Linked DNA regions of Homo sapiens: region 1 is linked to region 2. A link is a loop called in an ENCODE intact Hi-C map of the cell type or tissue named here. Cell type or tissue: MCF 10A. All regions are shown on one strand. Links, peaks and the distances in the headings refer to the core of each region. The heading gives the core; the rest is flanking DNA. Region 1 has its middle 110 kb from the start of LINC02114. Region 2 overlaps ADAMTS16-DT (ADAMTS16 divergent transcript).

Evidence for each region. Hi-C counts contacts between places; a loop is a spot of excess contacts. Peaks named below come from ENCODE experiments on the same cell type or tissue, not always from the same donor. Only the 100,000 strongest peaks of a DNase experiment are listed, where the experiment ranks them.
Region 1: a loop joins it to region 2, with 6 times the contacts of the local background. A loop is called at or near these places in 8 of 110 quality-filtered maps.

What each region holds. Positions count from the first base shown.
Region 1 is chr5:4,873,778-4,889,619 of GRCh38, forward strand. No RefSeq gene overlaps it. Among named protein-coding and RNA genes, the nearest start is that of LINC02114, 110 kb to the left of the region's middle. RefSeq lists an enhancer at 5,981-6,050. In MCF 10A, for the core only: a CTCF peak has its summit at 6,109 (motif pointing right); a DNase peak (open chromatin) is centred at 6,114.
Region 2 is chr5:5,118,828-5,134,669 of GRCh38, forward strand. It overlaps ADAMTS16-DT (ADAMTS16 divergent transcript), which reads right to left. Exons shown (of 4, transcript NR_109915.1): 2 at 15,041-15,243; 3 at 14,810-14,943; 4 at 13,258-14,405. It also overlaps the pseudogene RN7SKP73. Among named protein-coding and RNA genes, the nearest start is that of ADAMTS16-DT, 13 kb to the right of the region's middle. In MCF 10A, for the core only: no CTCF peak of the experiment used is centred there; a DNase peak (open chromatin) is centred at 7,814.

The DNA of each region.
Region 1 (15,842 bases), core at 3,954-8,953, 250 kb before region 2:
TGGGTTTTTGGTTTTGTTTGGTTTTCAACGGTCTTGCTCTGTTGCCCAGGCTGGAATGCAGCAGCATAATCACGGTAGCCTCAGACTCCCAGGCTCAAGGGATTCTCCGACCTCAGCGTCCCTAGGAGCTGAAACCACAGGTCTGAGCCATCATGTTTGGCTAATTTTAAAAAGTTTTTTGTAGAGATCGTGTCTCCCTATATCGCCCAGGCTGGTCTCAAACTCCCGGCCTCAAGTGATCCTTCAGCTTCAGCCTCCCAAAGGGGTGGGATTACAGGCATGAGCCCCTGCGCCTGGTCTCTGTAAGTTCCTGTTAAACAAAAATAAATATAAATATGCAAGAGTGATCTTCCTTCTTCTCTCCTCACCTTGTGGAGGGGATAAGGGAAACAGCGCTTCTGCAGACAAACATCCAACTCTGTGTCCTCCTGCACTCCACCTTGCAGGTCCCCATCGCCCTGTTCTTGCGACATCCTGGGAAAGCGACCCCGGTGGCCGAGCCCAGTGTGCCTTCCTGGACCCATCACTTGGCACCCTGCACATGCTCCTGACGGCAACTCTACTAGGTGGTGCCCTGGGCTCTCCCTCCGGTCCTGTCAGTGTGACTTCCTTTGTTTGGGTAGAGATGCAGGGAGAGGGCTCTGTGAGCACGTCATTAATAAGATTATTCAATGTCATATTGTGTCCTTTTTACCCAGATATTATTCTTCACGTATTTGCAAGAATCCTAAAGATTGCTGACTTGAGCTTCCAGGTATCCTAAAGTCTGGTTCAAATGTAGTAAGTCCCAACCGTACTCTGTGCAGCACCTGGGCACTGCTGTGTGGTGGAATATCCTGTCCTGTTCTGGTTATTGATCACTGATCATTACATAAGGAGCTTCTACACATGTGCACCATTAAAGACCCACCACATCATTATGCTCTTGGATTCCACTGGCCAGGAAGTTGGCAAGGTGGGGAGGCTGGCTTATCTCTGATCCCAATGTCTGAGGCCTCAGCTAGGAAGATGCACGTGGCTGGGGGCTTCCACACACTCCTTCTCCCATGCATCTGATACTGGGACTGCCAGACTTAGGTGCTGAGCTCAACTGGGCTCTCAAAGTCCTGGCCTCTCCAGGTGGCATGGGCTTCTCTGGGGTCCTGTGAGTGTCCTGAGAGCCAGGCAGGAGGAGAATCCCTCTAACGATCTCATCTCAGAAGTCACATGGCATCACTTCTGCCTCACTCTCTTGGAAGGAAACACAAGCCCACCCAGATTCAAGGGGAGAGGAAATTGACCGCATCTCTCCATGGGAGAACTGGCCAAGGACCAGCAACAGTTATTAAAGCCATCCCATGACATTTTGCTATTTGATCAATGAGCTTATACTCTACGATGAGGGCGTCTGGGTCTCCTATTTGACCTGGTGCATCCAGGGTGTGTGGTGGCTTCAATCCTCAGCCACACCACAGACAAGTGTGGGTGTATCTCCATCAACAGCATTCCCGCATGTTAGGACAAGCGGTTTCTCCTGGGCTTCTGCTACCGTAATTCTCAACGTCTCTGAAAGGAGAGCTTAGTCCATTCTCACATCCCTATAAAGAAATACTTGAGACTGGGTAATTTATTTTAAAAAAAGGTGTAATTGGCTCATGGTTCTGCAGGCTGAACAGGAAACACAGCACTGGCTTCTGCTTCTGGGGAAGCCTCAGGAAGCCACAATCATGGTGGAAGGTGAAGAGGGAGCTTGCATGTCACGTGGCAAAAGCAGGAGGAAGAGAGACAGAGCAAGGTGCCACACGCTTTAAACAACTAGACTTTGTGAGAACTCGCTCTTGCCAGTACAGCACCAAAGGCATGGTGCCCAACCATTCATGAGAAATCCACCCCCATGATCCAATCACCTCCCACCAGGCCCCACCTCCAACACTGGGGATTATGTTTCAAAATGAGATTTGGGCAGGGAACACACATCCAAACTATATCAGAGATCAGGGAAACTTTAAGTAAATTACATGATTCTTCCCTAATTCTACTGTCCTGTCCATCATATTGAAATGGAAGGATAATGGTCCAAACCCCAGATTCCCATAATTCTTGCTTTCTCACATTCAGGGGTAGATGGAGGAGCAGATGACAGTTCCAAGCCACCATGGATGGGGCTCAGCTGGGAGCCATGGCCCCAGTCCCCAGTATCTGAGCCAATCGCTCATGTGCCTCCGTGTGCTGAAGTGAGCTGCCACTGTCCAGCTCCCAGGAGATAGCACTCCCCCATGGACTGGCCACCAGCCACCTCATATGTACCTGGCTCTGCCCCTTTAGCACCAAGCAGAAGACCTGTCAGGTATCAGGTGCTCAGTGCAGGCTTTTCCATGTGAGACATCTTCTCGGCCAGGGCCCTCATGAGAGTGAAGCTGCAAGAAGAATTGAGGGCTCTGTCAGCAAGGAAAGCAACTATGCTAGACCTCCCTGTGAGCTACTCTGAGGGTGCTCAGGGCTCCCAGATCATTGAGCATTGAGCATCCAGTCTCCCACCCACCCCAGCTCTGAGAGCAGAGTCATCCTCTAGGCCCCGTCCTCATCCCTGCAAGCTCGACCTTTCTCAAGATTACTCAGCATCTGACCCTCAATCGGACACGAGGTGTAAATGAAGAGGCTCCTAGTACAGCGGGAGCTGTGGAAGACATCAGGAAGTGGCGATCTGAGCTGCTGAGAGATTAGACAAAAAAAAAAAAAAAATGGAGCCATTGGAATGCATGAAGGCCTATCCCGAGGGCAGCAGGAGACACTTCACAGTCACCCGAGTTCAGCCCAGAAGCACCTCTGCAGAGGAAAAGAGCTGCCTTCCCTTCAGAAGGGAAAATGTGATGCCGATAAAGGTAACAAGCCTGTCCCAGTCACAGAGGATCATCAGATCATCATACTGACAGCTAAGATTAAGTGAGAGGCAGTGCAGTGTGTCCCTAAGGCCGCGGGTGGAAGTCAGGCCACCAGCTCTGTCGTTAGTCATCTGAGTGACCTGGGACAAGTGACTGAAGCTCCCTGTGGCTCAGCCTCCCTGTCAGGAGGACCTCATGAACTTGTGGAGGGGACAGACGACAGTCGTGAGTTAGGCTGGCACAGAGGCAGCTTCTTACCAAAGTCGGCCTTGGCATTAACGACAAGGTGCCAGCACCCCCGCCGCATCACTGTCCAGCACTCCAGGGCTCTGTGGAACAGGAATTAATAATGACTCTACTGGGATTCAAACCCACATCAGTCTCTGAATCCAGCACCCAGGCACTTCTCTGCAATGAACGGTCACTCAGTGGGAGGATCGTGACAGAGAGGCCAGTGGCATGCTGCAATTCCAGTGGCCAGCAAAGCCCCCAGCTTAGCTCACACCCCTGGGCATCCTTCCCACCACCACAGTGCAGGAGACACTCACGGGCCCAAGATCACAACTTTGAATTTTCAAATGGCATGAAATGAGGCTTGCCATGCAGCGTTTAAGGAAACTGGGAAGGATATGAAAGGCATTTACATAATGATTTCCTTACATAATAAAAATGCTTAAACTTCACCGCCTTGAAAGAAAAATAAACTTCAGTTATGTGCCAAGTTAGTGTACATGGGACATCTCAGTTTTCTATTATGGGATGCATACGTTATACACTTAGAGGTATCTATATTCCCATGCTGGACCACACATGCAACAATTCAAGATGTATTTGTGCATAGTGTCCATTTGTAACTTGTGCTTTTTAAAAATTGTTTTACTTGCCATAAAAAGTAACTTTGACAATTTGTAATTTTGTTTAGGACTTGAATGGGAAAACTGTAGGCCTTTAGCAACTGCCGTTGCCTGGGAGCCAGTCATTTTTATAAATATTGGTTCCCGTCTCCCCTTAGTCGAAGTTTGCTGTGTTTGCTGTTTGTATTAACTGACTGAAATTTTTGTTCTTTTTTTTCTTGCTCTGTTTTAGAATATCTGTGCATGTGCAGGTTCCAGGGTGCCCTGCTGTGAGGAGCTGGCGGAGACTGATGCCTGAGGCCAGTCTCCCGGCAACTGCCCACAGCCTTGACCTGTTTACCTAAGATCAGCGGTTCACATTCAGGGATGGGTACTTTTTTTTTTTTCAATTTTTAACTTCACACTTGTAAATATTTGCTGGCTCTTTTTCTTTTTTAATAACAAAGGTTCTATTTGAAAAAGAAGCTTTGAAATTATTGTCTTACTTTAGAAGAAATGGCCAGAAACCCTCCCCCACCCTGCCTTGCTGCAATTATTGATGCTATTAATATGCCCAGGAAACGCTTCTTTCAGGTTGTTATAGCATCACGATGAAGAATTCTTGGCTAAAGAGGTTTCTGTCCTCCATGGGGGATCAGAACCGGCGACCCACAAAGCCTTTGGCTTCATTCCTGGTACCTTGTTCTATGCAATGAAACGTCCACCCAACCTTTCTCAGCCCGGGGCTTCCCCGAGCTCCTTCTCACAAAGACCTGATAACAGGAGGACTGTAGACCTTCATTTGCTTTCACCCTCAAAAGCATGCACACAGCCAACTGGGCGAGCAGATGAAAAGGTTAATCCCCCTCCTGGTCTCCACTCCACTCAGTAGAGAATGACCTGCTGTGATTTTCCTTTCCCCCATCTCCTACTTCTCCCTGGGGAAGTGCCAGGGTCCCCACCCCTGGAACTTGGCTGGCCATGAGGAGTCCTGTTTTCGTTTTAACCATCAGCTCTCAATTGATTCCAAACCAAAGGCGATGGGTTGCCTGTGAAACATAAACTAGGTGCTGCACCACGCACGTTTTGACCGACTGAAAATTTGAATTGCTAGAAAAGTGATTTATCCCATCTCAAGTTTCAATATGATTATTAAGTGAACTTCTTTTTTCCTTTTCTGGCAAGGGTTGAAAGAAAGGGTCAAGAATCAGCCCTGTTTATTTAGACAGTGGCATATTTCTTGATGGGCTAGGGATGACAACTGGCAGGTAGAGGTGGCCCCATGCAAACAGCAGGTGGAAGTGGGGGTGCTCAGCCTCTGTACTCTGAAGGGAAGTGGTCCGGTTGGCCCTGGGCGTGATGGGGCCCTAAGGAGTCACAGTTTGTCACATCCCAGGTGTGTCTCCGCCTAAGCCACCCTCGCAGCAGTCTCAGGCAAGGTCCTTGGGAGACCAGGCGGGGAGAGAGGGCCTCTGGCCAAGCTCCTTGCAGTCAGGGGAAGCTTGAGTCTCCAGGCCTCCCAGGACCCAGTCACTGACAGGGAACCAGCCCCCGCAGCTGGAAGCTGCCCCACCTCTAAAATCAGGTGGGGCTGCTGGAGCCAGGGCCACAGCTGCACTTCTGCTATTACAGAAGAGGTTGGTGCAACTGAGGTGGCCTGCTCTTGGCTTTGGGTGGTGACCGGGCTGGGAGGTTGGGCTTCTCCCTGAGATGGTCACTGCGTCAGGTATGAGGATGCCACACAGTCCTGCGCTCAATGGACACGTAACCTTGCACGAGGCCGACACATCGACAGATTGTCGCCTGGGCTGAGGAGTGGGCTGCAGCTGGGGCCCTCCTGAGGGTGACAGGGCCGGCTGGGAGGGTGAGCTCCCTGGGGAGCAAACACTGCATCGGGAGGATGGACTGTACCAGCCTGGCCTCCTAGAATGCAGAGCTCAAGCAGGTGGGCTGGGTCCAGGTTATGGACAGCACCTGCTAATAGGAGTCCTTCAAATTAACCTAAAGAACCAATATAAAGCCCTGGCCCAGAGCAAACAAAACATGGATGCTAACACTTTCTAATAGAGGATAACAGCAGAGAGGAAAGTCGACTGTGCACCGACAATCCCCAGCAGCAGCCACACAGCAATGCACTACACTGAGGCTCATTTCCAAGCCCCCTGCTCCTCTGACGTAGGCCCATGAGGTCCTAGGAAGAATTTATTCATCCTAGAAGGATGAATTAAATCTGTCTGACACTGGCCTGATTTTAGTACTGAAGGTCCTGCACCCCAGGAAGTCCCCAACTCGGTCCCAGGTAGACCAGGACAGTTGTTCACCCTAACTTGGAGGCTAGCTTTCAGACACCCAACACCCAATGCAGAGGGACAGGAAATTGGCCTCTCAGCCAAGCTGTTCCAGACCCGACCAGAAGAGGGCAGCCAAGGACCATGGCTGTGAAATAGACGTGGGGTTGCCAGGAATCTCCACAAACACAGGCCCTGGTCCACTTCCCAGGTCGAGGCCTCTTTTATGGACAGGGCTGGGGAGTGTAGACTTCGAGGGGATAGAACTCTAACATAGGTCCAATGAACCCACGGTCCCGGTGTTTGTGAAATGTCCTCGAAGTCCGGTCTCCCGTTCTGATATGCTTCAGTGTAAATTCTTCCTTAGCATTATTTGTTTTTATCAGATGTAAAGAATGAAGACGTCTTGTCATTTAACAAAAATGACAGCTGTGGTTTTGGAAGAAAAAAAAATTACGCCTTTTCATCAAGTATTTGGAGAATCACGGGACCCTTTAGAAGTCTCGTTGGTACTTTTTGTGCTGACACTGGCGGGGTGTGCAGCTGCCCCGACCATCAGCCCATCCCCGTCTGCGGGTGGAGATGGCTCATGGACAGGAGGCAACAACCCCGACGGGAGCAGCAGCTCCCGCAGGAGCCCACAGGGACATCCTCCTCTTCTTATCTGAGGCCTGCAAGTGCCAGTGCAGGAGCACCTCCTTGGGGCAGAGGGAGTGAGAGACAGGAAGGGGAAGGACTCAGCCCAGCACATGGGGGACCGTGGCAGGTGCACCAGGGGTGCCCCCGCAAGGGGCCGGCTGAGGTCAGAGGGGCTGCGACTCATGTAGCACCCACCTGCGGGGCTGACTCCAGAAACCAGGACCTGTGCCCAGGAAGCAGACCACCCTCCAGGCCATGCCCTTCCGGCATCAGTGAGGTGTGCAAACTGCTTGGCAACTGGGGTGCAAGGCCGGGCGCTCTCGAGGCCAATACATCAGCTGGTTTTATTCGTTAACACAGTGGTGCCTGGCATGGGGGAGGGCACTTAATAAACCTTTGTTGGATGAAGGGTTACGATCACCGACTAGCGCTGCTTTCTAGAACAATTTTCCTGGGAGTGCCCGGCCCTTGCTTTGCACCCTAAGTACTTTATATTGTCTTATGCTCTGCTAGGTTCCCAGGGCTGCCTGAAAACTTAAAATGAAATTGATAGCTCCAAGCAACAGAAAGGCTGGAGTGCTGGAGGGCAGAATTCTGAAATCAATGTGTCCATGGGGCCGTGCTCCCTCTGAAGGCTCCGGAGGAGACAATTGCCTTGCCTCTCCCGGCTTCTGATCCCTGTACGCATTCGGCAACTGGCTGCATCCCTCCATTCCCTTCTGACCTGGCCTTCTCCTCTTTTTTCCTGTGTCTCTCTGTGTCCAGATCTGTCTCTTATGAGGATATTCTCATTGGATTTAGGCCCACCCTCATCCAGTATAATCTCATCTCAATTCTTACCTTAATTCCATCTGCAAAGACCATATTTCTAAGTCAGGCAATGCTCCGAGGTTCCCAGTGTACAAGAATTGTTGGAGTACACCATTCACCCACTACACACACAGAGACAGCAGCCTCTGTGGCTGCCGACAGCACAGGCAGGCCCTATGTTAAACGCTTTCTTTGTGTTTTCACATTTTATTCTCAGAGTCACTCTATGAAGTAGGTTTTATTAGGATCACTCCCATTTTACAGGTAGAGACACTGAGGCAAGTTATGTCCCCTGTCCAAGGTCGGAAAGCTAAAAGGTGACAGAGCCAGGGATGGCCTCCAAATAGACATGAGCCAGCTGAGCCCTGCAGCCCCAGACATACCTGCCCCGTGTTGCCCCTCCAGATGGACTCGGCACTCAACTCTGCCAGAAAATGCCCCGGGACATGTTTAATAGATGATTAGAACTAGTTGAAGTTTTATTTTTTGTGACTACTTTGAAAATGCAGGACTATCCAGAACACTAATAGAGGATGAACAAAACCAGCTGTTGATATGTGGACATCCGTCCCTCTCTAAAATACTTGGCCTGCCACACACCAGAGGGAGTTCTCACTGATCTTAGATTCCTCAGTATGCCAAAGATGAGATCTTCCTAAACTTTTTGCTATAATTTGAAGGAGCATGACAAGTGAGGGCAAAACAAATTATACAAAAATTCTGAGCTTCGCACACTTCCTATGTAGAATGTTAGCCATGCAAGTAGCCTGACAAGGGTAGCCACGCTAACCACCAGCCCTTCCCTGGCACTTACAAGGGTAGCCACACTAACCACCAGCCCTTCCCTGGCACTTACTGGGGTACTAATGCGCTGGTAAAGTTAGGAGAGTCTGGAATGGCATAGCCATAGATATTGCCCAATCTGCTCCCATGAACAATGTCCCCTGGCCAAGCCGCCCTGTTGCTTGGAATCAAGGAATCGGGTGCAATGTCAGCTGATCCCTGAGCAGTGGCCTTCCACAACCCCCAGCCCCTGAAATGATGCAAACAGGCAAATTGCATCTTCCTTCTGGAACCAGGGTCATCCCACCCTCTTGTTACTACACAGCCAGCCTGCCCCAGCCCCTGGGTGGATACTCAGTTCCTGAATGTGACTCTGTGGGGCCACATGACGCACGGTGTCTTCCATCCTGGGAATGTGAGTGGATGTGACTAACATACCACTGCCAGCTGCATCTGCCCCGTGCTGGTGTGTGTTTGGCCATCTTCATAAGCCTGGAGCAGGACTTCCTCCCTCACCAATGGGATGAGGAGGAGGCCATTGGAAGCTCTACTCACCAGGTCCTGCAGAAACTCACAGTCCTTGAGGAAGCAGCCAACTTGGAAACATAAGGCAAGAGAGAGGAGTCCCACACTGATGGCAGGCAGAGAAAACAGTGATTTCTGAAGCAAAGCTAAGAGAAGAGGTGACCTTTGAGATGGATGTTGAAGCCAAAAGAGGTGGTCCCCAGACAGACCCAGGGCTGGAGGGCCAGGCTGGAAGGGCATTTGTGGCACAGGACAACCACGTGCATGAATGTGACAACCAGGAGGCAGCTCAGGGCCCTGCTGTTGTGCCCTTTAGCACTCCACGGTGTGGAAGTGTCTGAATCCAGATTCTGGCAGTGTCTTTTCAGTCCACACTCTTGGGGGCAGCATCTGGGTATAAGCTCAGAGGTAGCATCACCCTAGGTGGCAGGAAAACATTAAAAGATGGTTCTGAGGCCTGATTGACAAGAACCTGCCAGTGTCCCACGGATAGGGTGGCTGGGCCTTGTTTGTCATCATGAAATGGTACAGGGTAGAGACTTATCTGAAAAGTTTGACTCCAGGCACTGTAGGTTGACTGTGTTGTTCACTGACCTCCCAATGTCTTCACGGGGTCTTTGATTACCTGCACTATAAAGTCTGTAGACCTTCAGCATCTCACTTCTGACAGAACTGTAGATGTAACTTTTCAGAATCCATATGAAATATTAACTACTACTCTGAGGGAGGTGAGGGGATTGCATTCTAGCACATTTTAAAATACAAACGGGGACACAAGCAAAGAAAGGCAATGTCCTCAGGCATCCAGTGCCGGGAACAAGACACATCTCAAGTGTGCAAGCCAAGGGTACCCCGTTATTATCACAGAGGAGCAGAGTTCAGCGGAGTAATAGAAGTGTCACCTTGGAAAGGCAGGGCTGGATGCATGCACAAATCAGGATGTGAATCCTGGATTCACATTCAGTGCATGATTCTCGCTCACATTACTGTGCCAATAACTTTAATTTAATAAGCCCATGTGTCAAGGGCCACTTCAGATCCGTCACAGCTGCTGCCTCCCCTCCCTGGTTCCTTGGAAAAGCTCAGTTCTCTGGCTGGCTGCTCCCTCCAGCATCCGCAGAAGGCTGTGTGCTCACACTAGCTGCCTGCACTGACACTTCTGGAGGAGGAACTCAGCATTTCCACAGGTCACTCTGGCTATGATGGCCCAACTCAACCCTCATGACAATGAGCGTGTACAAGGGTGTTCCTGGGGACCTTACCCTGCGGTGAGGAAAAGTGCTGAGCATGCAGGGAGAAAAAGAGAAAACAAATACACGAATCACTTTAATTTGATGCCCCAAATAAAAACTGCTCAAAATGACATTTAAAGGAGGCATTACAGGAGCAAGTTTTATGACTAACCCTTTTACCCAAGAGTAGGCAACAGAAGGGAGACAAAGGTTATTTTTAAGAAATAGTAATGTAATTTAAGAAAACAATATTGAAAATGAATTAATATTGGTACTAACATTTAACTGGGGCTTGCAGACAATAGGGAGGAGAAGCAGGTTTGCAATGGATGTGTTGCTTATGACCGTGCTGTTTATGACTGGCCTAACAAAGCCAGAAACCTGGCCAGGAGAAGGAACGATATTTTCCAAAACATCACAGACGATTCGGACCCTTAAGTGAATGGGTACAACAGAATCAGAGGAAAGGAAGGGTTTAGGTGACCATGAGGCATGGGGAGCATCACAAGGAGAGACATGGCAGAGCCAGCATTTCTTCAGGGCTGTGCCAGCCCCTAAGCACCTGAGCTTCCTGTGCGTGGGGTCCAGCCAAGTGTTTCAGATAACAATTTCTGAACTGTTGTTTGTTTATTTTGTTTTTTTAACCCAGCAATCTATGAAAAGGCCAATACTCTTGAGAATAACTGCACCCACACTCTGCAGTGAGACCTGCATGTACTTAATCTGGAGCAAACCCAGCTGTAGGTAACACAACCCCAAGGCACACACTGCATTCCAATCTTTGGGGCTCTGCAGGCTGGTGTGCTCTCAGTGTCTGCTAGAGGGCCAGTCTTCCAGATCCACATCCTCTCTGGGCCTACACTGTGCTTCTCCACAATATCTGAGTTACATTGTTTTGTTTCTTTGATTCACACTCTTTTTTTTTTCCAATGAGAGTTTTTCACATATGCATTTTTGTTCCTCAAACGCTTTCTGTACAACCTTTACATATTTATTGATTGTGATAGAGGGCTTCTTTTTTCCCTAATTAGCAGACTTTGCAAATTCCTTGTCTGATTTTGCTGGGAATATTGCTGTGTGCTGCCTTCTCCATGCCTTTCTCTCTTTTACTTGAGCAATCTGTCCATCACTGGTTCAGTTCAGCCCTCGCTGAAGATGGCTTTATCACCCCCCAGGCACCATGGAGACATAGCGCCTGATACGGCAGCCAGAAGGACAACCTCTCTGTTCAAGGCTCTGTGCACGCTATCGAGAGGCCTTCTCTATAGAAAGCCCCCAGAGGCCGGAAATCCTGCGTGAGGTGCTTCAGCATGAGGGGTTGAAATGCAAAGAACTGGGTTTAAAAAGTAAGTAATGAGAGAGGTGGATATCTGGTTTTCTAGGAAGAAAGAGTTAATGGAGAAAAGAAATTGAGTTTTTGAGTACAAGTAGTCTTGGCCACAGGAAGAAAACAAAAGCCACCTTCCAGAAAAAGAAGCTGTGTGAGCAGAAGTGGATGGAGAAGCATATGAGTACACTACTGTTTGCTGAAGATTCACCACAATGGAAGAAAGACCAGGGTCAGGAGTGAAAAAGGTTGAAGGTGGGGAGCTGGGTGGGGACTGTAAGAAGGCTTCTACAGCTACCAAGGGTGCAAGCTCCTGTCCACAGCAGCAGGGTGAGCCGGACACAGGGGTCCTTGGAGCCTGCAAATGAGAAATGAGCTCAACCCCTGGGCATTTTGATCAAATGAGCCAGTAGGTTCCTGTGTTGACTGAAGCTATTTCGAGTCATCTTGTAGGCTCTAAACTGGGGTGCTAGTAATTGAAATTGGAAGAGAGAAGTTTAAAGAAATACTTAGAAAAAGGATAGAAGTTAGAGATCAATTAGAGGTGAAGAGCGTGAGTGCAGAGGGTGTTGAGATTGACCTCAGGTTGCTGAAGTAGGTAAGTGTGGATAGAGTGACACATTTGGGAGAAGGAGGACATGCCTGGTCCTTATTATTCGGAGTTTGAATAATTGTTGAGGATTTAGGATCCCAATAAATAGAATCTCTCTTCCTTACTTGAGCTTGGAATCCATTGAGAAATAAATGGAGGTGTCAGTCAGTTGGAAATGTGTGAGATATTATTGATAAGAGCTCTACAGGAAGACGGGGCTTAGAAGTAGATTCAGGTGTGCTCATCAATATCTCCCCTTGCTGTGCATGGCCCAGAGAGTAGTCGAGAACCCAGAATCTCTGCAGACATAGGAGCTCCAAGGAGGACTCAGCAGAGCTGGAGCCCCATGTGGTCTATTGTTTCTGCGCAAGCTCACCAATCACAGCAAGTGTGAGAAGGCAGAGAGAAGTGAGGATGGGTGCTGGACAAGGAGGCTCATCACCTGAAGCCAGGCAAGCATAAGCTCTTGCCGCCAAGAGCCCCTTCAAGCCTGAAGCACAGAGTCCAGCAGGAAGTTCCAAGAATGCCTCTGATATTTCAGGGAGAGCCCACGGCACGGAATGTGTGTGTGTGTGTGCGTATGCACTTCTGGGCGTGTGTGTGTGTGCATGTGTGTGTTGTCACTTTACAAGAAAAGAAACCTCAGGAGGGCCTGGGCTCCCCTGGTAGAGATTTTCCTTAGGGAACAGCCGTGATGTGTAGTGGCTCGAGGATGGAGCCCTTAGGATCACCACCGTCTACCGAGAGAGATCAGAGGAAGAGAATTCTTTAATGAGACAAAACAGACAGCGAAGTCCATGGAGAACCAGGAGAGAAGAGTGTCCCCAAAGTCAGCAAGGGTGAGTGATAAGAAAATGCAATAAACATCATATTCCGAAGAGCAATTCATTAAGATAAGGCATGAAAAAAGGCCATAAGTCACGGCAACGTGGGCATCAGAGACGACATCCAGAGAAACAGCAAAGCAGGATTCTCATCATTTATCCGGCAAATGAACAAGGAGGGCTAAGTGCAGGCCTCTGAATAGAAGAGGGGCATTTTCTATTAGGATCTGAAATGGAAATGGCTCCCCAGCGCCAAGCCACGTGGTGCTGGGTGTTGCCCGTTGATGTCTGTCACAGCTCAGAGAGGTGGCTGAGTTTAACCAGCTCACATCCCAAATTTTGTTTGCCAGCGGTTTTCGATCTGTGCTCTTGACAACCTGGGGGATCCAGGGATTCCTCAAGGCCAGCAAAAAGGGTTTTGTGGCCCCATAACACACACACACACACACACACACACACACACACGCATCTTCCATGCCACGTACTTTCCTTGAAAGGACAGACACATTCTTGAAACTGCCTGCTGGACATTGCGCTTCAGGCTCCAAGGGGCCCGATGGCCTGAGAAGCTTATCCTTGCCTTTGAAACTCTGCTCCCCTTCATCTGGAGCATTTCTGTAGGTAGTGGCTCTAGCTTTCCTTTGCGAAGTGGACGTTCCACTTGAACAAGGGACCTAAGTTGTTTATCAAAATGGTATCTGGTAAAGTAGACTCTGAATACATTAGGATTTGCTTTACCTTTTTGTCTCCTGTTGGTTTTCAGATTTAATATTTAATCTTAATTATATTTAATTTAATAATAATACGATATACAATTGAAAGATTAGTATTGTAATTCTGAAGAAATTCAGATCAAAAGTAACTCATAATTATTATTTTACATTGAGCCGTGCAGGTACATGCTGTGTGCATTTGTAGGAAAGATCAGATAATAATTGCAATTTTGTTTGTTGGTTTGTTTAAGGCTACATTTAATGTGATCCTAGAGTGTCAACCCTAACAAAGTGAGAACATACCTAAGATATGGGTGCTATTCCTAGCTGTTACTTTTTTTCAGATTTTATTATTTATTATTTGTTTTTGTTATTTATTTATTTATTTATTATACTTTAAGTTCTAGGGTACATGTGCACAACATGCAGATTTGTTACATAGGTATACATGTGCCATGTTGGTGTGCTGCACCCATCAACTCATCGTTTACATTAGGTATTTCTCCTAATGCTATCTCTCCCCCAGTCCCCCAACCCCCAAGAGGCCCTGAAGTGTGATGTTCCCTGCCCTGTGTCCAAGTGTTCTCATTGTTCAATTCCCACATATGAGTGAGAACATGCAGTGTTTGGTTTTCTGTCCTTGGGATAGTTTGCTCAGAATGATGGTTTCCAGCTTCATCCATTTCCCTGCAAAGAACATGAACTCTTTGGTTTTTATGCCTGCATAGTATTCCATGGTGTATATGTGCCACCTTTTCTTAAACCAGTCTATCATTGATGGACATTTCGGTTGGTTCCAAGTCTTTGCTATTGTAAATAGTGTCACAGTAAACATACGTGTGCGTGTATCTTTATAGTAGAGTGATTTATAATCCTTTGGGTATATACCCAGTAATGGGATCACTGGGTCAAATGGTATTTCTAGTTCTAGATCCTTGAGGAATCGCCACACTGTCTTCCACAATGGTTGAACTAGTTTACACTCCCACCAACAGTGTAAAAGCATTCCTATTTCTCTACATCTTCTCCAGCATCTGTTGTTTCCTGACTTTTTAAAGATTGCCATTCTAACAGGTGTGAGATTGTATCTCATTGTTGTTTTGATTTGCATTTCTCTAATGACCAGTGATGATGAGCATTATTTCATGTGTCTGTTGGCTGCATAAATGTCTTCTTTTGAGAAGTGTCTGTTCATATCCTTTGCCCACTTTTTGATGGGGTTGTTTTTTTCTTGTAAATTTAAGTTCCTTGTAGATTCTGGATATTATCCCTTTGTCAGATGGGTAGATTGCAAAAATTTTCTCCCATTCTGTAGGTTGCCTGTTCACTCCAATGGTAGTTTCTTTTGCTGTGCAGAAGCTCTTTAGTTTAATTGGATTCCATTAGTCTATTTTGGCTTTTGTTGCCATTGCTTTTGGTGTTTTACTCATGAAGTTCTTGCCCATGCCTATGTCCTGAATGGTATTGCCTCGGGTTTCTTCTAGGGTTTTTGTGGTTTTAGGTCGAACATTTAAGTCTTTAATCCATCTCGAATTAATTTTTGTATAAAGTGTAAGGAAGGGATCCAGTTTCAGCTTTCTACGTATAGCTAGCCAGTTTTCCCAGCACCATTTATTAAATAGGGAATCCTTTCCCCATTGCTTGTTTTTGTCATGTTTGTCAAAGATCAGATGGTTGTAGATGTGTGGTGTTATTTCTGAGCCTTCTGTTCTGTTTGATTGGTATGTATATCTGTTTTGGTGCTAGTACCATGCTATTTTGGTTACTGTAGGCTTGTGGTATAGTTTGAGGTCAGGTAGCGTGATGCCTCCAGCTTTGTTCTTTTTGCTTAGGATTGTCTTGGCAATGCGGGCTCTTTTTTGGTTCCATATGAACTTTAAAGTAGTTTTATCTAATTCTGTGAATAAAGTCATTGGTAGCTTGATGGGGATGGCATTGAATCTATAAATTACCTTGGGCAGTATGGCCATTTTCACAATATTGATTCTTCCTATCCATGAGCATGGAATGTTCTTCCATTTGTTTGTGTCCTCTTTTATTTTATTGGCAGTGGTTTGTAGTTCTGAAAGAGGTCCTTCACATTCCTTGTAAGGTGGATTCCTAGGTATTTTATTCTCTTTGTAGCAATTGTGAATGGGAGTTCACTCATGGTTTGGCTCTCTGTTTGACTGTTATTGGTGGATAGGAATGCTTGTGATTTTTGCACATTGATTTTGTATCCTAAAATTTTGCTGAAGTTGCTTATCATCTTAAGGAGATTTTGGGCTGAGATGATGGGGTTTTCTAAATATACAATCATGTCATCTGCAAACAGGGACAATTTGACTTCCTCTTTTCCTAATTGAATACCCTGTATGACTTTCTCTTGTCTGATTGCCCTGGCCAGAACTTCCAACACTATGTTTAATAGTAGTG
Region 2 (15,842 bases), core at 5,472-10,471:
CAGGTTTCAAACTTTTATTTCCATGTTTAGCACTACCTTAAGGATCTCTTGTAAGGCTGGTCTGGTAGTAACAAAATCCCTTAGTTCTTGCTTATCTGAGAAGGATTTTATTTCTCCTTTGCTTATGAATCTTAGTTTGGCAAGATATGAGATTCTTGGTTGGAGTTTCTTTTCTGTAGGAATGCTGAAAATAGGCCCACAGTCTCTTTTGGCTGGTAAGGTTTCTTATAATAAGTCTGCTGTTAGTCTGATGGGCTTCCCTTTGTAGGTAACCTAATCTTTTTCTCTAGCTGCCTTTATGATGTTTTCTTTTGCATTGACCTTGGTAATTCTGATGAATCTATGCCTTGGTGGATCTCATGATCATCTTGTAGCTTGCAAGGGTTATTTTGTAGTTTTTGAATTTTTATGTCCTCCTCTCTACCAAGATTGGGAAAATTTTCATGGACTATATCCTCAAATATGTTTTCCAATTTTCTATACTCTCTCTCCTTCTCTTTCAGGAATACCAATGAGTTATAGATTTGGTTTCTTTACATAATTCTATATTTTTGGAGGTTTTGTTCATTTTTTGAAATTATCTTCATTTTTGTCTAACTGAGTTGATCAGAAGAACCAATTTTCAAGCTCTGAGATTGTTTCCCCAACTTGATCTATTGGGTTTCAATTTTCTGCTAACTCCTGGTGATCTTCCTTCCCACTTAGATTCTGAATTCCACATCTGCCATTTCAATCATCTCCATCTCGTTAACAACCTTCCCTGGGGGCCTAGTGTATTTGTTTGGAGGTAAAGAGCCACACTGGCTTTTGAGTTGGTAGAGTTCTTGCACTAATTCTTTCTCATCTATGAGGGCTGGTGCTCCTTTAACTGTGGTATAAGTTGAGTATAGTCAGTTGGCTTTATTTCTGGGTATTTGTAGAAGGTCAAGACTGTGCAGAATCTTTATCTGTGGCTGGATTTTTTTCTTAGTTTTCACAGGCACTGTATACTGGCAGCATATTTTGGTGTTGTATTGTGGGCTTCAATCCAGTCGGTGGCACTTAAGAGTATTGGCCAGCAGATAGGCTCTTAGCCTTTTGGCGCAGTTGGCAGAAGTGTTCTGTGGTAGGGGAAAGAGAGATTATCCCCCTCACATGGTCTGCTTCTGGGCTTTGAAAGAGCTACAACCAGTCACTGGCTCTGCACCCATATTTTCTTTGTTAGGTGCTCTGGTCCATGGGGATCCTTCAGGCAGAAGCCATGGTTGGCAGACAGGCCATGCCCTTTCCAGGCTGGTTCTGCAGAGGGAGGTATGCCCCAACCTCCACCAATCCACAAACCCAGGTGTCTCACCTCTCTCAGTGTTCTGAGAGTGAGGGCTCCCCTCCTGCTTGGGTGCCACCCAAGCCAGTGAGTCCTGACTGGCTAGGAGCAATGAGGGTGGGTGGAATCATCTGTTCCACCATCTGACATCCAAGTGCTTCCTGGGAGAACATGGGGCTGTGCCCACCTGCAGAGTTCAGGCAGAAGTGGGTCCACTGTGCTGGAAGTCCCAGCAGGCATGACCCATTCAACTAGGAGTGGGGAGGGTGGGTAGAGTTGTCCGCTCTGCTCTCCGGTTCTTTCTAGGGAAACACAGGGCTGCACTTACCACAAAATTCAGGCAGAAGCAGGACCAGTTTCCTGGAAGCTGTCATTGAGCCTTGTCTAGTGAGGGTTTGTGGAGCAATCTTACTGCTTCCAGGCACTGTCACTGTGGCCGCTATGGGGGCTATGGCACTGGCACCAGGCTTCTCCAGATCCCAAGGCCCATGTGGGGCCCCACAGACATGAGTGTTGCCTCCACAAATCTGCAGGCACTTTCTTTATTGGTCTAGAGGCAAAGAGGTTTAGAGGGAGTCTCTCATTCTCAGCATTTCACAGGCCCTTGTGGAAAGTTTGGATCCCGTGGGGGCTCTCACTCATTCACCCTTTCCCCATGTTGAGGAGCTTCTCCTGGCTCCATACCAATCCCAGATAGGCAGCTACTCAGCTTCATTCTTCTCTGTTCTCCCCTCACTCTTTTGATGGATCCCCATATGGTTTCTTAGATAATCAGCTTCCAGGATCAGTGTTTACTCATCACTTTGTCCCCTCTCTTTAACAGTGGTGATCAGGAGCTGCCTCTGCTCTATCATCTTGAGTCTTTAAGCTGATCCTTACTCCACTCTAACAAAAGACTACAGCTGAATGAGAATGAGTTCACTGTGTTCTTTGAGAGTTAATTCTAGCATATCTGAAATTGACCTAACCTACATGGTCCTGACAATGGACAAGGCATGCTCCTCTGGTGCTTTGATTGCCCTTCGCTCTTAGCACCTGCCTCTGTGCGTGCTCGTGCCACCCCAGCCTTTTAACCACTCCTGTCCCGTGGCTTTGCTGTGCTGCTCTGTGTTGATCTGTTGTTCCTCCGGCCCAGCTCTGTTCACTGGCAGTGCCAGACTCCTTGCCAAGTGCCTATTGAGGTATGAAAGCCCACTTAGGCCTCCCCTTGTTTAGTTCCTTCCCTGGAACCTGATTAACCCTTCTTCACTTCTAGTCATCCCATCCTAAAGAATGAAAAAGGTGCAGCCCAAATAATTTAAAAATATGTCGGCATACATTGAATTGAAAGGCTTAAACATCTCCTTGAAGTCTGGCTATTTGGTAAAGATAAATAAATAAATAAATAAATAAATAAAGGCTTAAACTTTCTTCATGTCCTAAAATATAAAGGTCTAAATTCTCTTCTACTCTGTGCTGACTGCTGAGGGAAGGAATGAGAGAAGGGGTACAGAGATTGAATGTCCATGGTTAATAAGCATTCCACTGGCAATTGAGGGCTTTCTATGCCAGCCACAGTGTTTCTGGGCAGAAAAAATAAGGTCATTCTTTCAACAATTTGCACCACTAAAATACATAGTGAGAGCTCCTACTTTTTGCCTATCATGAAAGCAGAGTTTGAAGTTTTTGAGGACAGGCTGGAGGATATCAGCTCTTCTATTACTGTTCCAGGAAAATAATAGCCATGGATTTTTTTGAATATCATAAAAGGCAAAAAGGAAACTTGTATGTAGACCCATTCCATCATCCAGGCAACTAACAGGTATTCAACCTCACCACGTGCTGGGCACTCTCTGAGTACAAGAGATACAGCAGTGATCAAGACATTCTAGGGGGAATGCAAATGATCAACAGGGCACTGAACAATTATGTTATGTGATTCCAGGCAGTAGAAGAGTGATAAAGAACATAAACTAGAGTGAGGGGATAGGGAGTGATTATCTCCTCTGAGAAAAACACATCAGTATGGTCAAACCATATGACTCAGAAGGGATAGGAAAAAAAGAGAATGACATTTCCCCAGGCCTGTTGTTTTTCACCAAGAATGCTTTTTATACACAGTGATTTTTCAATGTCCAAATTAGTGATTCACAATCAGAGTGTCTGCCCTTGCTAGAGAGATATGTTAAAGGTTTAAGTCAGATAGCATTTGAAAAAGTGTCATCTACAATTCCATTGATTTACTTTGCTTTAATTGTTATATATGCAGTTTTTTACATTCTAAATTACGTTAAAGGAAATTATCAGATATGTACATTATCAAGCTTGATTTTGTTTAAGGATATTTCAGAAACAATAGTCAAATTCATCAGTTCTTTTGAGAGGACAGATAGAAAAAGATAGAGACTGAGACATTTTTATTTTGATTATTAAGATGTGAAAATTAGGCATTGAAATTTCTCATGAGAAATTATTGCTCAGTTATCAGAAGTTAATTAGAGTTTTGTACTCTAGTGATTTTACACACTATTAATTTTGTTCATAAAAGAAACAATACTGTTATTATAAGTACGCTGGTCTTACTCCATAAAATTAAATCGTATGCTTACCAAGTTGGAATTTCATAATTTGGAAACTTGAATTTTTTCATCTCTCGAAGATAGAATGGGACAGCTGAACTAAAATCACTTCACAATGGCGTCTTGATGCTAATTAGCTGTACATATCAAAGTTTTCCACTTGAATCTGTCCCAGGGCATGAAGAACATCATAAACTGTGGTATTTGCAACATCATGGATGATATTCATTATCTCTGAAAATAATCCAGACTTTTCCCATATGCTTTTGCAAAGATTAAGACTGGGTTGTCTTCTCCTATAATTTTTGTGAATCTGATGGGAAGTTTTCCCATTCGTTCAAGGTACTTACAAATGAGATACGATATGGGAAAAATGAATCAGATTTGTCACAACAGATTTGCTGTGCAGTTTGTGGTCTTTGGGATGCAGGAATGCTAAATTCTGTTCAAGAGCTGCAATCTTTATCCTGGAAGGATCACTGGAACTATTTCCCATGTAAATCAACCAGATTTGGAAGCAACATTTAGAGCAAAGAAAATGTTCATGTTGATTTTGAATTTGGTCTTTACTGATCGGATACTGCCAGCTATTTTTTCCCATTTGTTTTATTTTTTAATAATTTGTATTATTTTTCATTTAAATGTATTAAATTTCATTTATATTAAAGTTTTACTAAACTTACATTGCAGTTCCTATGTTCCAGGTATTGTTCTAAGTTCTTTACAAATATTAATCTATTCTATTCTCATAACAGCCTTCTGAGTTGGATTGTATTTTTATCATGCCCACTACACAGATGGAAACATGAAGACTTTTGAAGCTCAAGAAATGCATCCATGCTCATATCCTGTTCTCCCTGCTATGTACTTACCTGAAAAAATATTTTAAATTAATTTAATATTAGTGGAACAATTAATTTAATTTTATATTTCAGTTTTCATTTGCAGTATGTGTGTATTTTAAGAGTATATTGTTAATTTCAATTCTTTACAAAATCTAAGACATTGTTTTGTAATAAACAAATTTAAGCTATTGCGTATAACAGATTAAGTTTTTTTGGATATTCTATTCATCTTATGCCTTCTAATTTTAATTTTTCTATTGCTACAGTTGGCTTTTTTTCTAAGTAGCCAATGTCTATTTACTTCTATAATATATTCTGCTCTTTTTTATCAACAATATATTTCTTTTGACTTTTCAAAAGGATTTTAGTTTATTTCTGATTTTCAGTTATGAATAAAACAGTATTCCCTCATCTGGAAGACAGAATTTCATAGAATTTCACTTCACTTTTCCGCCACTTCTTCCCTTTCTGATCCTTGAAATTATTGTGAACAATATGAAGCGTACCATTTTTATTAACCTCATTTAGCTAAAGATACATATGCATATATAGTTTTTAGAGTAATTGTCTTTGTCATTTTATGGTTTCAACAGTTGTATAAACTCTCAGCTTATCTTTTTTAATGCTAGACACTACTCATTTAATATTATACGTCCTCAATAATGAGCACATAAGTATACAGATCTTTCTAAAGCTGGAAAACAAAGCAAAACTGAGTGTAGGGCTCAAAAAAGTTCATGTTGTTCCAGGCAAAATGAATGGCAAAATGCACAGCCAGACACATCTTGAAAAACACAAGGTCAGAGACACATGAAAATCCTATGAGGATCCAGTCGGAAGAGCAAAAGGGGTTACCAATAAAATAACAAATCCGAACTTGCTTCCAGATTTCTCCTCTGCAAAAGTACGTGTCAGATCACAACATGACATGTCTGAGAGAAAAAAAAGCTGTGGTTTACAATTTCTGTTCCAAGTTGATGTTTTTGGTAATGTAAGGAGCAGATATAAATTGTCAAACATGCACTATTTGTCCCAAGTGTTCCTCACCCATGATAGTTTGACTTCAGTTCAAGATTTTCCCTCCTCTGCCTTGGGAACTCCTCACTCCACGTTGGCCTCCACTCTGTGAGGTACAGTGGTTGACGTGTTCTGGGCTAAATATCTAAATTGTTGATACAAGAGCATGAAGTTCTAAAAAATATGAGCTAAAAGTGAAGGTGAAAAACATATAATGATTTACTCAGTTAATAGAGACTTTTTAGAGACTTTTTTTGTCGTGAAAACTAAATATGCAGAAGCAAACTGTATAAACACAGTGGAGCAAATTAAAAAGGAATCGACACTCAGAAAAATCAAAAAATATACTTTAATGCAAGTTAAGTAATATAGGAAACAAAAGAAGAGAAAGATCAAATTAATGCCAGGAGATAATTTATATACAAAGCAAAGGATGCTCAACAACATACGTAATGGGCTTCCGAATTACAAAGAACAGAATCAGGACTCAAGCAGATGCCAGATACCTGTACTCTACAATGTCATTGATGTGGCTCCAACATCCAGTGACAGGGGTTTTCTTTGCAGGGATTGGGGATGAGGATGGAGGAGGATAGAGAGGAGGTGTGATAAAACACACTGTTATGTTAAATATACATTTAGGTTTTAAGATGAAACCCCAATTTAACAAACATTAAATTGGGGAAAATTAACTTCACAATGGAGGACACATGGACAAGAATGAAGACTTTACTGATCAAAACTGGGGGTAGGCCTGGTGCAGTGGCTTGCGCCTATAATCTCAGTGTTTTGAGAGTCCAAAGCGGCAGGGCTGCTTGAGGCTAGAAATTTGCAACCAGCCTGGGCAACAAGGCAAGGCCCCATCTCTACAGAAAATTGAAAAATCAGTTGAGCATGGTGGCATGCATCTCCCGTCCTAGCTACTTGGGAGGCTGAGGGAAGAGGATTGCTTGAGCCCAGGAGTTTGAGGCTACAGTGAGCTGATTGTGCCACTGCACTCCAGCCTGCACAACAGAGGAAGACCCTTTCTGCAGAAAAAAAAACCAAAAAACTGTGGATGAAAATATTTATAAATGTAGATAGGAAAGACACATATATTTATGTATTTACATTAAATATATTATCATGAATTTGCAACGTGTTTGGAAAAGAGCCCAATTAATAAATATATTCTTAATAAAATATAAAGTGCAAAAATAAAATTATAAGGCACAGTAACCATTCACACAGCCCTCTGTATTTCTTCAAAATATGTGATCAGTGAAACATTGAAACTAACTGTTCAATGTTGTCTTTCCCACTGAGTAATAAGCTTAATGGGGAAGGAACCTCCATGGTGGATTCTCAATAAGTAGATAATTATTCATAATTAAACATGATTAATGAGAGACTAATAAAAAAGTAAGAAACTATTCTAAACTGATTGAAGATCTCAATGAAAGGAACTCTCTTATAGGAGAACATAAACTGAAAAACTGCTTCAAGAAGACGGAGAGGAAGTGAAGGCAATCTGGCTGCAACATGTGTCACCAGGGTGGATTGGGCTGATCTGGCTGGCTAGCTAGATGTCCCCTTCATCCCTCACTGCTCCATGTGCATCTCTCCCAAAGCTGCACACTCAGTCCAAGAGGACAGCCAACCCCAGTAGAAGAGGACTGGTCTTCAGTCAAACCTACGTGAGTAATTATGCTCCCCTGCTAAAACCTCCAAACAAGCTCTTAAGATGATGGAGGAAGGCACAACAGGCCATTAACAATAAAACACATTGAATAGTTAGGCAAAAAATTTCCTCCAAAAAATAAATCAGACTCTAATAATTGTACAAGTGTTTTGTCAAATCATGAAGAAGCAGATAATTTTCACTTGTTTAAAATGTTCCAGAACACAGAAATCATTTGGGAAAATGTCCAGTTAATTTTACAAGTGGCTAAAGCACCAAAAACAAAACGTAAAAAGGGAGGCAAACGTGTTTTAATTGCTTCTTTTTTGCCCCATTGGTGAGGGAGGAATTCCTGCCCTAAGGTTATGGGGAGGGCCAAGTGCATGACACATGGTGCTGGGCAGAGGGGAACGTTTATTAGTCACCTACACCCACAGCCTGGGGAGGAGGACGCTGCACTCCATGGAAGGTCACGTGGGGCTGCACTTGGAACAGACTGAACAACAAGGGCTGTGGAGAAGACTTTGTAGTATCAAGAGGATGAGGTGCCCCTGTTCCCATGGGAGGGTGTGATTGGCCTGTTTGAACGATTCCACGAGATGGCAGAAGACTGAAATCTTCTACTCAGGAATAAGCAGACACTGCTTCATCCCAGTGAAAAGGAAGGTTGTCAATTTTACCAGATGTCAAGACAGCATATAATAGTGACCCTTTTTAGGTCTTACACTACAGTATGTCTAGGGACAACACACAGACACCCCCCAATACACAATTGACAAATATTTCTTATTATTATTTATATAAACATACTCAACAAAATACTCTAAATTTGAATTAATCAGTACACTTTCAATTTAAATTTTAGTTTTATATATTAATCAATATAGTTTAAACATACCAAAATAAAGCAGGATAAATTCATGAATAGCATTGTTCAATTTTTTTAAGTTAGGTAATTACATTAATTAATGGGGCAAAGAAGAATTAAAACTTTTAGAAATTGAAAAAGGAGACACATCCACTCCCCCAACCCATATCAGAGGGATACATTAGAATTACTTAAAAGGTATAAAAAAATCCCCGCCTTCTCATATTTTCTTAATCTCCGGAATGAGAATCATGATGGAGATTTGGGTTTGTTAAAGAAGAAAACTAATCCAGAGAGATTATGTTAAACATTCAATATTCCTTACCACTAGTACTTCTTAGCAAACTAGAAAAGAACTCTTTTTAGCATCATAAAACAAATCTACTGGAAAACAAGGGCTAATACCATCCTTAGGAACAGAATGCAAGAGCCATTCCCACTACAGTTAGGAATAAGACAGCTGTGCTCCTGATCACCAGTATTTCGCTGTCTCTGGAAACTCTGTCCATGAGCTAAAGTAGGGGAAAAACTAAGGTGTAAATACCAGAAAAAAAAAATAGACAATTATTTGAGATAATGTAATTTCATCTTTTTGGAAAAAGCAAGCAAATGAATTAAAAGTTTAGTAGACCTCGTAAAAACAGAGGAAACTGGAAAATAAAATACCTGTACCATTTCTATAAGTTATTTATTTTATTTAAAATAAAACCCTGCATATATAGCACTAATAAGTTTCAAGGACTGTTTTAAGATTTTTTAAATCTTAAAAGACCGTTTTAAGATTATTTAAATATTCACTCATTTAATCCTCATAGCAGTTATGAAGTAAGTGCTATTATTGTCATTATCATTGTCTCCATTTTACTGATGAGGACACTGAGGCTTGGAGCGGCTGAGTGATGTGTCCATACTGACTAAGTGAGCAAGCCAGGATTTATGCCCTAGACCCGGGACATCTGGTTTCAGAGCCTGTGCTCTGATGCAGTGCACCTGGCTGGCTTCCTTTCATTATTTTAACATTCTGGTTAGAAAATGAGATACAATGAGCCAATTGAATTCAATAAAAATATGAATATCCTAGGAATAAACAGTATAAGAAATGTTAAATACCTGTGTGAACAAAAATACACGTATTATGTTTAGAAGTATTTTTAAAATAGGAATACATGAAAAAAGTATTACTTGTCTCATAATATTGAATATTTTAATAATTTTGATATTATCTAAATTAATTCATAAATGTATGTGATCCCAATCAGAATCCCAATGGGATTTTAAAACTTGATATAAATAAACCTAAAATAATGTTGAAAGAATAAACAAAAAAGAATAGACAGAAAATTGTTGAAAAAGAGTAGTAAGAGAATACAAGTCAGCCGGTGTTAAAAATCTATCATAATAAAAAATAAAATATATTAATAACAATTAAAACAGTGTTTTACTGACAGTAGAAAGCCAAAAATACTCCAAATACTTATTATTAAACAAAGTTAAATTTTTAAATGAGTGGTGATAAGAAGTGAATTATTATACAAGTAATTGAGAAAAATGGGATATTTTTAATCCTTTAAAAAACTGAAATTTAGATCTCTACTTTATACCTTGTAAGAAAATAGCAATTTAAATCTATAATTTTGCAAATGTATTAAAATAATAAATACGTTCAGAAGAAAATATGAGAATATTAATTTTGGGAAATATTTCTAATTTGGGGTGCAGATAGATGTCTGAAGAAACATATAAATAGTGATATTGTTTGGCTGTGTGTCCTCACCCAGCTCTTGTGTGGAATCGTAATTCCCAGTGTTGGAGGAGGGGCCTGGTGGGAGGTGATTGAGTCACGGGGGTGGACATCCCCTTTGCTGTTCTCATGATACAGTTCTCATGATATCCGGTTGTTTGAAAGTGTGTAGCACCTCCCCCCTCTCTCTCTCTTTCTTCTGTTCCTTTCATGTAAGACGTGCCTCCTTCCTCTTCACCTTCCGCCATCATTGTAAGTTTCCTGCGGCCTCCCCAGAAGCGGAAGCCTATACAACCTGCAGAACGGTGAGCCCATTAAACCTCTTTTCTTTAAAATTACCCAGTCTCAGGTGGTTCTTTAAAGCAGTGTAAGAATGAAATAATACACATATACAAATAGCAAACACATAAAATATTGACACTTAAAGCCAGCACCAAACCTGGGACAAGGAAGCTAGGGTGAAACCAGTCTCCTCTCCAGGAGAAAAGAAATATCAAGAAAGCTTTGCCAGTCACAGTCAAACTAAAAATTAAGCCAAAACACGATTGCATTCAAGCAGAGGTGGCTGTCAAACCAGTGATAGAAAACGGAGCATAGAAAGGAAGACCAGGGCTCCTCTGGAGAATCACTTCAGGGCTGTCTGTGGACCACAGAGCTCAAGTATGCTGAGCTGAGCAGAGAAGGTGCCACGTGGAAGATGGGGCTCACAGTGCATTCAAGGGGAGCAGGGAAAACAGAGGCCACTTTAGCAAGTTCAACGCAGGGAACTGAGACTTCCACACCAGGGCCTGGGTGGGGAGGCAGAGGCAGGAACCCCTCGGGGGTGAGGAATACATAAGAGACCACTGCAGCCTCTGCTGCCCACAGCACCATGGTGGGTGATTCTCGAGAGGTGATTTCCTGCCCCTAAATAATGCCAAAACCCATCTGCCCTCTGCCCTTGCTGACCCGTCTCTTTGCCTCTGCAACCAAAGCATGTGCCCCTCCCCAGCAAAGCCAAACAGGGCTCCTTCCAGCAAGGGAGCCTGGGCAGACTGGTTTTGGATCATGCACAGCCTCGGAAGGGCGGGCTGGCAGCTGGTATCACCACTCATACCCAGCACACAGTGTGCACCACATCTTGGCGTTTTCTTAGCAGTATAATCTAAACTTTCTTCCATACAGTCCTGATAGAAAACATGCTAGAATGAGTACAGCACTCTAGTATCCCAGATCCCAGCCGAGGTCATGCACAAATAACCCGAAGGTCATGCCTGCACCAAGGAGCTGGCAGATGCAAGATGGAGATAGGTCTGGGGGTAAAGCTGTATGTACAATACGTCAACTGGCCACTGTGGCTACTATAAAGGGTCACGAATGATCGTGAAGTGGATTCACACACACACACACACACACACACACAGCTAATGAAACTTCAGCTCTCGGGCCCTTCACTTGCACTGACCCTTTCTAAAACCCCAGTACCAATTTTATATTTGTAACTGTATAGTTTATCTTAAGGAGAACTCCCAGATGGTGAAAGTGTAGGTTCCACAGAGCCTGGATCTCCCACTCTGTTCAGCTCTAGCTGCAGCAAGTGCAGCCACCTTCACAGGACTCGCAAATGAGCAATACATGGAGAGAGGAAAGACTACAGGATTTCTGTGCATGATGGACACAGTGGCATGATTTGTTTTGTTTTGTTTTGTTTTGTTTTGAGATGGAATTTCGCTCTCGTTGCCCAGGCTGGAGTGCAATGGCGAGATCTTGGCTCACTGCAACCTCCGCCTCCCAGGTTCAAGCTATTCTCCTGTCTCAGCCTCCCAAGTAGCTGGGATTACAGGCATGTGCCACCACGCCTGGCTAATTTTGTATTTTTAGTAGAGTCAGAGTTTCTCCATGTTTTTCAGGCTGGTCTCCAACTCCCGACCTCAGGTGATCTGCCCGCTTCGGCCTCCCAAAGTGCTGGGATTACAGGCATGAGCCACTGTGCCCGGCCCCAGTGACATGATTTTTTAATGTGCAAAGGAAAGAATAGAATGTTTTAGAAATTGGGGAAGAAATGAGTTTAGATACCAGATAGCACTGACTACTCCCTGTGGGGTAGGATTGGATTTTCTTTGGAAGCTGGAAGAGGTGGAGGGAGAGAAGAGAGTGACTATAGAAGTAGACGGGTCATTTATGATGGGATTATGTTTCAAATACCCCTTGCACAACGCCATTGAGGAGAATATTTGGCATCCAAGGGCCCTTTTCAATATGGGAGTGTTTCCTCTTGGGTAATATGATGCTGATGTAGCATTAGATGTTTGCTTTTGTTTGCAGTTAGCTTCACACTCCACCAAGGTCAGTCACAGAAAGAGGGGGTTTCTGAAGGAGGGTCAAGCATGCAGAGGAACAGTGACTAGGGCTCCATGGCACTGGGACAGAAGGCATCAGGCTGGGAGGCCTGGGGGAAGAGCCCAGCCTGCTGCATCCCATAGTCCTGGTCAGCCCACTGGGCTCCCACAGTGGCTGAGGCGCTGCTGCTGGGTGGTGAAACTGAGCACGTCCTCCATCCCTAGTCAGGAAGGCCACCTGTGCCCTGTGCCTCACTCAGGCCCCCTCTCCTGTCTGGAAGCTGAAGGAGAAGCTAAAGTGATAGAGAATAAAGGGGCAGAAAAAGGGGGTGCCAGCTCTGTCCTGGTTGGGACAGCACCTTCAGGAGCCCATAAACTCTTTCCTCTTCTCTTTTATTGTGGACCACTCAGAGGGTTTCTCCTCATGAGACTTCCTCTGACTCTGGTTTTCTTCTTATTTATCAATTAAAGAAGAAAGTGTTTAAAGCAGATACCAAATGTAGTTTTTCCACTGCTCTGTCCAACGTAGTTATCCTGCCAAGAAGCGATGAATGGGCCAGGAGTGGTGGTTCACACTGTAATCCTGGCACTTTGGGAGGCTGAGGCGGGAGGATCTCTTGAGCTTAAGAGTTCAAGACCAGCTAGGGCAACACAGCAAGACTCTGTCTCTACAAACATTTTTCAAAAAAATTTTAAAAAGAAGCAATGACATTGCTGAAGATATAATCTAAATTCCGTAGCCCAGTTTGTAAAAATTAAACATATCAACATTTCTTAGAGAAACATTGCATTATGATTACTTACAGAATAGTAAGATCAGGAGTGAAGATGGCTTTGTCATTCTTAGATTTTAAAAGTCATTCTTTGATTTTTTTAAAGTGAGATAAGGAAAAAAAAAAAGAAAATCTAACCATGCCAACATCTGGTTTTAAATTAGAAGAAATAATTCCACATTTTAAAATGTATTTTATTGGCTTTTTAAAAAACGTACAAAAGTCATACATAATTGCCATTACAATCTAAACAGCGTGAAATGTGTCTCAATATGAGGCCCACGGTCCCTGCTTTTCACCAGGAATCACCCGTACATCTTTTTCTCTAGAAATTATCTTAGAATTTAAAAACTCAAACAATGATATACACAATACTTGGGAACTTTACATTACAGATAGATAGACATCCATACACACACATTTGCATTACGCAACTGCTTTGCATTACAGATAGATGTCCATACACACACATTTGCATTACGCAACTGCTTTACATTACAGATAGATAGACTTCCATACACACACATTCGCATATGCACACTCCAACCAAACTACTCCTGCACACACACAGAAGCATGAACAGTCACTGCACACGCGCTTCAGGGTGGGGCCACTTCCGTGCAGAGAATATCTAAGGGGCTGGGCACGCTGTTGTACCCAGAGCCATCTTCCCTGACGGACACTCAGTGTCTTCACTGCCACACTCCCAGCCGCTCAGCTCGAGCCACCTGGTGTGATTCTTCTGCCCCAGCTCCGTTTCAGTGTCTGCAATGGTGGAATTGCCCCGGGGAATTCTCCAAATTGAATCCTGACATCCAGGCCCTAACCCTTACCCGTGACGTTGGGCTCTGGTGATGGGTCCAGAAATCAGGAAGTTTACAACTCCTGAGGGATTCTGAATGCAGCGCTGAGGGAGGTCCGTGGCCCCGATGAGCCTTCTCGGGGTGGGGTTCACTGGGAGCGGAGCAGCTGTCAGGGTGAGTGTAGCAGCAGGCTGTTCTTAGTGAGGCAGCGGGAACCTCCTCCCTTGTTGGGGCTAACCCCAGTGTTCACAGGCCTCCAGGTTTACCAGGCAGGACTAAGCCTTCATCCCAAGTGCCTTCTCCGAGGAAGCACAGGGCACCTGAGCCCTGCCACCTCCCCTCTGGCCCGAGGCCTCTGCCTGCACTTGCTGCCAACAGCCTCAAGATGCCGGCCTCCCCCAGCTCTCCTGCTGGCAGGCCACAGACCACACACATGCCTTTCCTCTGAAGACCCTCGTGGAGGCGCCCCCAAGCCCCCCCAGCAGCAGGATGGAGTTGTAGAGTGTCCTCCATTAGGCCCTGGGATGGAAAGAAGATTGTAATGGATATTCACGTTACAATGTTTCAACACTCTTTCCTGGGGGATAGAAACGTCATTGGCTCTGGCTGATTGTACGTGTTTGCACGCCCTGAAGGCCTCATTTTAACTTGATCACCTCAGTAAAGACCCGATCTCCAAAGAAGGTCCCAATCTGAGGTATTAGAGTCTAGGCCTTCAACATAAGAAACGGAGTGGGTAGATTCAACTGGAAACACTGATTAACCTACTGTGTTCCAACAAATGAAGAAAACCAAGGCTCTTCTTCACTACCCCTGGAGAGCATGACTGGGGGGAAGGTGCAGAAAGCTGCCTCTCAACAGCCCCACCCCCCACCGCACCCCCACTCCCACCAGCGTCACGGCCCTGACCTAACACCATGTACCTCTGTCCTCGGCCTGGCACTGCCCGTGGTGCAGATACTCCTGGAAGGCATCACACAGGAAACACCATTCCCTAGATCCAGTCTGCATCTCAGGTCACTGACGAAGGTAACATGGGAGCAGCAACAACATGTTCCTTAGATCAAAATCCACAAAATGGTGAGGTTTGAAATGAAAAGCCACAGACCGACGGCAAGCAAGACTACCTTCTCTACCCCTCCCTGTCTTCACACCTTCGCAATGTGGTCTTGCAGCTTCTCCCAGGAAGCAGCAGAGTCTCTTCCCTTGTGTCTGAGCTGCCCATAGAGCTTGGCCAGTAGAACGTGGCAGAAGCAGTCATGTGGGTACAGCAGGCCCAAGCCCAGTCTTCAAGGCCTTCCATGCAGTTACTCTCTCTCAGAACCCAGTACTACCGGGAAAACAAGCCCAGGCTGGCCTGCAGGAGGGTGAGAAACTGTAAGAAATACAGCTGGATCTGACCACTTGTTCCATTAATGTGAGCAAGCCCAATTCTACTCAGCCAACAACCCAACCCCGTGGACAGCACACCTGCGTGAACCCAGCCAAGATCGACAGGGCCCATCATGACCACCAGATAACCAGCCAGGACGCAGATGCACAGGCAAAAAGAACTGGCTTTTGTTTCAGGTTTCGGGGTATTTTCTTACGCAGCAATAGCTAACTGATACACCAAGCTCCGACAATTATGCCGCCTTTGTACCCATTGGAAGAAAGTATGTTTGGCAGAAGCCAGTGTTAGTATGGACCAGAAGTCTTCAGGGAAAAGTGCTGAGACTTATTTCCTGAGGTGTCTGAGTGACTGATCTTCTATGTGCATCTTCAGCACTGGGGAAGAGTGAGGGGTCTCACCGCAAGAGATGCTATGGAATACCAATAGCAATAATAATAAAATAATAACAAATATTTAACTTATTATTATTAGAAAAAAGATAATTATTGTATAATTAGATACATTATTACTATTTAACCTAAGTATTTCTGTGTTTAGTAATAAAAGGAAAGGAGCTTATAAAT